2 separate regions of the Homo sapiens genome follow, and region 2 is linked to region 1. A link is an interaction called in ENCODE POLR2A ChIA-PET data of the cell type or tissue named here. Cell type or tissue: Caco-2. All regions are shown on one strand. Links, peaks and the distances in the headings refer to the core of each region. The heading gives the core; the rest is flanking DNA.

Region 1 (3,913 bases), core at 769-3,268:
CTGGAGTGCAGTGGCGCAATCTTGGCTCATTGCAAGCTCTGCCTCCGGGGTTCACGCCATTCTCCTGCCTCAGCCTCCCAAGTAGTTGGGACTACAGGCGCCCACCACCATGCCAGTTAATTTTTTGTATTTTTAGTGGAGATGGGGTTTCACCTTGTTAGCCAGGATGGTCTCGATCTCCTGACCTCGTGATCTGCCTGCCTCGGCTTCCCAAAGTGCTGGGATTACAGGTGTGAGCCACTACTCCCGGCCAACAGATTTTTGTTTCCTGCTGTCACCCCAGGGTCCAGCAAAATGTGTGGCAGAGTGTCTGCACAGGAAACATTTATTACAATACACATGCAGATTAAAGTATTGACGAATCATATCATACACCTGACAAGACTGAAAATTGCCCAAGTGAGCCACATGTCAGCTGAAGGCACTCTATGTGCTGACATTAAATTCACATTAACTGGCCAGGCACAGTGGCTCACCTCACACCTGTAATCCCAGCCCTTTGGAAAGTTGAGGTGAGTGGATTACTTAAGCTCAGGAGTTCAAGACCACCCTGGCCAACATGATGAAAACCCGTCTCTGCTAAAAGTACAAAAAAATTAGCTAGACATGGTGCGGACCTGTATTCCCAGGAAATCTGGAGGCTGAGGCAGGAAAATTGCTTGAACCCGGAGGTGGAGGTTGCAGTGAGCCGAGATCACATCACTGCACTCCAGCCTGGGCCACAGAGCAAAACTCTATCTAAAAAAAAAAAAAAAAAAATCACATTAACTTAACTCCCTCCCGTTCTCCCACTCCCCACACATCTTGCTGGGAGCTCAGCCCCTTTTAGAGATTTCAGTGAGTTGCTCTTGGTGACCCTGCAGACGTTCCCTTTTCACTCAGAGTCATTCTGTGTGTGCTGAACCCAGAATAGAACCCAGGCATTTTCCCCAGATTTCCCAAACACTATTAAGGTGGCAATGTGTTTTAGACATTAACTGAAGACTTGGGGGTTAATATTGGGGTTGTGTTATCATACAAATAGCAAGTATCCTAAGACCCCTGGAGATTCAGGCCTTGGTTTCCTTCTCTTCTTTCTCTCAACTCTCCTGAGCCAGCTCATGCAGCCTCCTGTAGACCAATGACTGAGAGCTCTGCCTGCAGTCCCTTCTCTGGCTCTCCATTTGTGCGCTCAGCTGCTCCCCTTACATCTCCATGTGGATGTTGCACAAGCTTCTCAGTCTTTCTTACTTGACAAAACCTGAAACAGTAGAAAGGAAGCTCCTGCTGCAACGTGCTCAGACCCCAGGAGGCTGCTGCACTGCATGTTGTTGCGATAAGACAAGGATTTTACTAAGCAGTGATGGGGGCGACTCTCTTTTCAACGTATTCTGTCATTTCTTGGCTTCTGCTTGGTTCACTTCATACACGTCGTTTCACAGCATTTCCCAAGCATATTTCTCTACTGCCAAGCTATTCTTCTCTGAACTTATAGAGGGGTGATAATGTTGGTTAGGTTTCTTGTTGTCTTTGTTAATACGAAAACACAACTCACATACTGGAGGAGTTGCCAATAATGATCATGGCCACCAGTGCATGGGACACCTTCTTAAGCTGCAGATAATTCTTGTGCTGGGTACACTAGCATGGTGGGCCCATGAGGGTTCTGTATTCTCTTCCAGGCTTTTCTTCTCTATTCTTGTCATGCAATTTTATGATGCTCCGGACACATTTCAAGTGCATCTTAGCCACCTTTTGAGAGTATTACCAGCTCCTGCCCCTTTGTCTAAGAGAGGAAACTACTTTGCCACTGACAGCCATTTATCACGTGATCTGGAGTTCTCCAGAAGTGTTTAAACATGTGATGTGAACTAGAGTAACTACGTATTATCCGGTTCATATTACCAATGGCTTATGTGTTCATGTTAGAATTAGGTCTTGGGTAAAAACTAGAAATAAATTGTAAAAACGCACTGATGTTTTTTATAGCGCCAGTGTAGATCAACCTGTGATCTTTCAAAATAAGAACTGACTTAAAGAACTGCCTAACATTGATGGTGAAATTACTTCTCCCTCAAAGTTTAGGTGGTTTTCTGTTTGTATGTTTGCTTTTTGCATGCTCTAATGTTTAAGGTTTATGAGGGCAAAAGTTTTAAAGGTTTGAAAATGATAAATGCCAGTATTTCAAATATGGTAATCTGGTACTATTTTTAAAGTAATTTATGTTAGGTAAATTGGGATGACTTCAGCTGCAATAAACAGAAGCCCCTGACTTAAGTGGCTTAAATAATAAGACAACTTATTATTAAGGGTGGCCCAACTGCTGATTGAGACAGCCGCTCAAAGGTTTCACTGCAGGGACCCAGCTTTTCCCATCGCTCTGTTTCACCGTCCTGAGCGTTGGCCTTGCCTCCACCCAGGCTGGCTCCTCTTGTGCTCACGTGTTGCTACAGCGGTTCCAGGTATCACATCCAGGTACAGAAACATCCAAAAGAAGGAGGCCACCGCTCCTGGTCTCCTTAATAGGAAATCAATCTCTTCTACAGGCTTTTCTGCAGAACTCCCCTCTAATCTCATTGGCCAGAAAGAAGTCACATGCCCACTTCTAAGCTAATCACAGATGCAGAAAGAGAACCGTCATAATTGGCTTAAACCAAAAAAAGGGACATAAAATGATATGGCTCCGATGATTAGAAGAACACCAGGGTCCTTGGTCTCACGCTGATTTAGAGAAAATGACACAGACACACGTGGAGTGGTTTTAAGGAGCAGAGAGCTGGTTAGGCAAGAAAGAAGGAAGGAAGAAGAGAACAGATCACCCATACAGAGACAGGGAGGGGGGAATTCAAACAAAGAGAAACCCCGTGTGCAGCGGAAAAGTGGTTGCTTATATTGGGATGTTGGAGGAGGCGGTGTCCGGTTTGCACAGGGCCCAGGGGATTGGTTTGACCAGGTGCGTCGTTTACGTAGCCCACAAAGAACCTGGCCCTCCCACCTTAGTCCTTTAATATGCAAATGTGGGTCGCCATGATGTTCTGAACACATGGTGTTATCTGGAGTTGGCCATGACACTTGGCACACATCGTGACAAGAGGAAAAAGGTGGGAATCGCCATATTAGGTGGACTGTTTCTAATGGCCTGCATTTGCATATCAAAGCTTGCCAGCTTGGCCCTTCAAGTCGTTTTTCTGTTAGAAAAGAAATGGTTTGGGGGTTGCTTTTATTAAAAGAAAAAGCCTTACCAAGAACTTCGTTTACCATCTCTATCTGCCTAAAAATTATTTCTTAATAACTCCTGTATTATTTCCCCCAAGATAAGCAAACCTAACTACTGTTAGGGGGTGTTGAACGATGATTCTTTTGGCTACTTCCCACTGAAAAGGGGCGTCATGTGGAGGAACAGCAGCTGGGCCTTCTCCTGAGGTTGATCTAATGGTTCTTGGAAGAACGGCGTGTCCATGTTTGGCTCTGCTCGCAGCACCATTTGGAGTTTGATTGCTTCTAGGCGAAAAGAGATACATTTTACAAGAAGATTTAAAATATAGGGTTAGAATATGAGCATTAAGATTACCACCGTTAGTGGGGGTCCTATAGACCTTAACTGACAATAGAGTTTGGTACCTGTTAGTTACACCAATGGATTGCAATACCGATTTGTCTGCACTAGATGTCGCTGTACATTACCAGAAACGTTAATATAAAAGTAACATTTTCCTTGAAAAATACATCCATTTCCCTCTTGACTTGCCATTAGAGAAGAACTTGCCTTAGGCCATTTTTATAACTTTCAATATGATTGGGAGAAATACATTGGGTGGCTAAAATAACTTTAGCATTAATCTTGACAATTCCTTTTCTTTATTAAATTTTTTCATGACTTTCACAGACCCTCTTACAACATACTTAAACTTTATGACTTGTCTTAAACATCCTT
Region 2 (3,913 bases), core at 840-3,339, 280 kb after region 1:
TCAGCAGATGTGGCTTTGCGTCCTGACACCCGGTTCCCAAATTAAGCCCAGGCCTGCCTGGGATGCCATCCTCATGCCTCAGCCTGACCAGGCCCCTCCCGTGCCAAGGGTTTGGGGACACACCAACGGGCCTCAGGGCCTGACCCTTTTCTTGGTCTCTGCTACAGATGGGCCCTTTTCTTCTTTTTTTAAATTTATTTTTTATTTTTATTTTAGGTTCAGATGTGCAGGTTTGTTACTTGGATCTATTTTGTGGTGCTGAAGTTTGGGTTTCTAATGATCCTGTCCCCCAAGGGGTAAACATACTGCTCAGTAGGTAGTTGTTCAATACCTGCCTCCCTTCCTCCCTCCCTCCACCCCCCTTTTGGAGTCTCCAGTGTCTGTTGCTCTCATCTTTGTGTTCGTGGGTACCCAGTGTTTAGCTGCTACTTGTGAGAGCATGCAGTATTTGATTTTCTGTTTTTGCATTAATTTGCTTAAGGTAATAGTTTCACCTGCATCCGTGTTGCTGGGAAGGACATCTTTTTCTATGGCTACATAAGCCCCTTTCTGATGGACAGCCTTTAGCATCCTGGCTCCTGTGTAAGGTGGCTTTCTGCAGATCTCTAATGTAGCCCTTGCTGGGCTGATTAGAGTTCTTCTCCCACAGGCAATCTTATTTCTGTCTGTAGGGATTTGGTCAATGGATACTGCAGCCCCCCTAGGAATACCAAGTGGAATGCTAGACCCAGGTCATGGGGTCTCTGCACCACATTGACTTTGTCCTGGAGGGAGCTGGCTCACAGGGACATGGCTGTGACCAACCTGGGCACATCTTTGGCCCCTGCCCTTTCCTCTGCTTCACCTCTGCAATTGGAACCCTACTCCTCAAGGCTGAGTTGGATGCCTTGCCTCCTGGCACCCTCCACTGTTGCCCACCAAAGATGGTCTCCCTGGAAACCCACAGCACTGTATACCTCTCAAGGCCTCGGCCAAATCCTGCCCCGATTGACAGTTTATTTGCAAACATGCCTGGTCTTCCCTATTGCGTCATTTTGTCCTCTCAGACCAGCACAGCATTGTTCTGCACTGTGCTGTGTACCTAGCAGGTGCTAAATTTGAAACAACGAAAGTGGTTGGGTGTGGTGGTTCACACCTGTAGTCCCAGCACTTTGGGAGGCCAAGGTGGGTGGATCACTTGAGCCCAGGGGTTCAAGACCAGCCTGGGCAGTATAGCCAAACCCCCTTTTTTACAAAAAATACAAAAATTAGCTGGGCGTGATGGAGTGCACCTGTAGTCCCAGCTACTCAAGAGGCTGAGGCTTGAGCCCGGGAGGCAGAGGTTGCAGCTGAGATCACACCATTGCACTCACTCTAGCACCCCAGCCTGGATGACTGAGTGAGACCCTGTCTCAAAAAAAAAAAAAAAGAAAAGAAAAGAAAAGAAAAAAGATTGAAAGCAGAGGCGGCGGGTGCGGGTGGAGTGGAAGAAATCCCTTTGTGTAAATAGAAAATGTAAAAAAAAAAAAAAAAATTAGAAAAAAAGAAATCCCCCAAACTACAAATAAACTCTTGCATTGAAGTGCTTCACTCCACCGAATCTCTATCTACCTGCACAGCAAGTCTGAGGAGGGCAGCTTCTATCCCTTTAAAATTAATCAGGCTTTTACCTTAAATTTCCAGTTAACTTTATCTTAGAACCTCTGGACCAAGAAGATAAAATCCCCCAAGCTTGGTTCTGGTATGTCAGAGGGGAGGGTGGGAAAGTAGGAATGGGGACGGGGAAGAAGGAGCTTGCTGAGAGAACTGGTCTGAAGCAGAAAAAAACGGCATCCCTGCCCAATAGCAGAATGGCCCTGGAGCGTGCGGGGGTTCAGGATCTCGGACGGGCTGGGTGCCTAGCTCCACGGAGGGGCTGAGAAGGACCCTAAATGAGGAGGGAATTGTGTTCTTCTTCCTCTGTTCATGGTGTAAGGATAATTTTTTCATACAGATATAACAGTGAACACATATTAAAGATTTTTTTTTAAAGCTCACCACTTAAATAGGAAACTAGGCAGTTGTTAAAATCTACTGAGAGGAGCAAAGAGGCACGCTTTTATCTGGAATCAGGAATGTTGGCTGATTGTGCAAAGGGAGCAAAACTGGCTTTTCCAAGGAGGAAAGATCTTCACCCACTGGGTAGGATTCATTTGCATATCTATAGAAATACTTTCTGTTGCTCTCAGTTATCAGTAACCTGCAGAGCTGTAAGACAGAACTCAACACCTGCAGGCTATGCTCTAGAGGCATCTATATTCCATCGAAGGGCAAACTCTCCCTAAACCACTTGCCAGATTCTACAGTGGAGCCTCTTAGTGGTCAGGAGAGGTCACAGTGCCAGGAAGTCACTGGGCCTCTAGGCTTAACTTCCTGAGTGTAAAGCACGGCTGATGCCACAGCTGACGGGGCCGTTGTGAGCGTTAATAAGATCATGCTGTTAGGAACCCAGAACATAATAGATACTTAACAAATATCAGTGATTGCCGCTGTCTTTTTTTTTTTTTTTTTTTTTTTTCAGATGGAGTCTTGCTCTTTCACCCAGGCTGGAGTGCAGTGGCGTGATCTCGGCTCACTGCAACCTCCGCCTCCTGGGTTCATGCCATTCTCCTGCCTCAGCCTCCTGAGTAGCTGGGACTACAGGTGTCCGCCACCGCGCCCGGCTAATTTTTTGTATTTTTAGTAGTTACAGGGTATCATTGTGTTAGCTGGGATGGTCTCGATCTCCTGACCTTGTGATCCGACCGCCTCGGCCTCCCAGTGTTGGGATTACAGGCGTGAGTCACCACGCCCAGCCAGCCACTGTCTTTTTAAGAGACATTAGATGCCACCAGTGGAATGATGATAGCAGAATGAACAAATGTGGAGAACTCATGATCTTTGTAGAGTCAGATGCACCTGTCCAGGCTCTTAAGGAGTGCAGCCGTGTACATTGAGACATATATCTTGTTCTAGACTCCTGGCGAGATGACACCTGCTTGAGCATCTCCTGTCTCTATCTTGATTGTGATGTGGGCAGTCAGGGTGGTTGTGAGCCTTTCTAGGAGCCTGAGTTGAACATTTATGTCTCGAGTCACCTAGAGGCAACCCCCCTTAAGAAACTCCTCCATTGAGTCTGTGTATTCCATTGAAGGTACACACACCAGTTACCACAGCCTGGTCTGCCTCCCATCCTCTACACAGAAGCCAAAGTGATCTGAACATGTCAACTGGATCAGGTCACCTCTTTTATTAATTGTCTTCAATAGCTTGTTTATTCGTTTTTGTAGAGATGGGGTCTCCCTACGTTGCCCAGGCTGGTCTCAAACTCCTGGTCTCAAGTGATTCTCCTGCCTCAGCCTCCCAAAGTGCTGAGATTAAAGGTGTGAGCCACTGCACTGGGCCTAATAGCTTGTTTTGAAATTAAATGCAACCTCCTTCATTTGGTCTCTGAACCCCTCTAGGGTGAGATTCTTGCCTGTCCCTCCAGTTCCCCGTTCCAAGGTCTTCCCTGGCTGTGTGTTCCTGCTAGGCCCCTCTGACCTCTCAGAGCTTTTGCTCATGCTGTTCCCTCTTCCTGTCATTCTGTCTGCTTCTTTGCATTCATCTCCTCAAAAAGGACTTTGCTAGGCCGGGCATGGTGGCTCACGCCTATAATCTCAGCACTTTGAGAGGCCGAGGTAGATGGATCACCTGAGGTCAGGAGTTCAAGAGCAGCCTGGCTAACATGGTGAAACCCCATCTCTACTAAAAATACAAAAATTAGCCCAGCGTGGTGGTGGGTGCCTGTAGTCCCAGCTACTGGGGAGGCCGAGGCTGGAGAATCACTTGAATCCAGGAGGCGGAGGTTGCAGTGAGCTGAGATTGTGCCACTGCACTCCAGCCTGGGCGAGAGTGTGAGACTTCGTCTCAACAA

The links. ChIA-PET counts read pairs that join two places held together with the same protein. Peaks named below come from ENCODE experiments on the same cell type or tissue, not always from the same donor. Only the 100,000 strongest peaks of a DNase experiment are listed, where the experiment ranks them.
Region 2: POLR2A ChIA-PET joins it to region 1 with 5 read pairs; 3 of 35 experiments call an interaction of 5 or more read pairs at or near these places.

What each region holds. Positions count from the first base shown.
Region 1 is chr13:24,997,296-25,001,208 of GRCh38, reverse strand. No RefSeq gene overlaps it. Among named protein-coding and RNA genes, the nearest start is that of CPAP, 76 kb to the right of the region's middle. In Caco-2, for the core only: no CTCF peak of the experiment used is centred there; no DNase peak of the experiment used is centred there.
Region 2 is chr13:24,714,538-24,718,450 of GRCh38, reverse strand. No RefSeq gene overlaps it. Among named protein-coding and RNA genes, the nearest start is that of ATP12A, 36 kb to the right of the region's middle. RefSeq lists an enhancer at 1,905-2,549. In Caco-2, for the core only: no CTCF peak of the experiment used is centred there; a DNase peak (open chromatin) is centred at 2,259.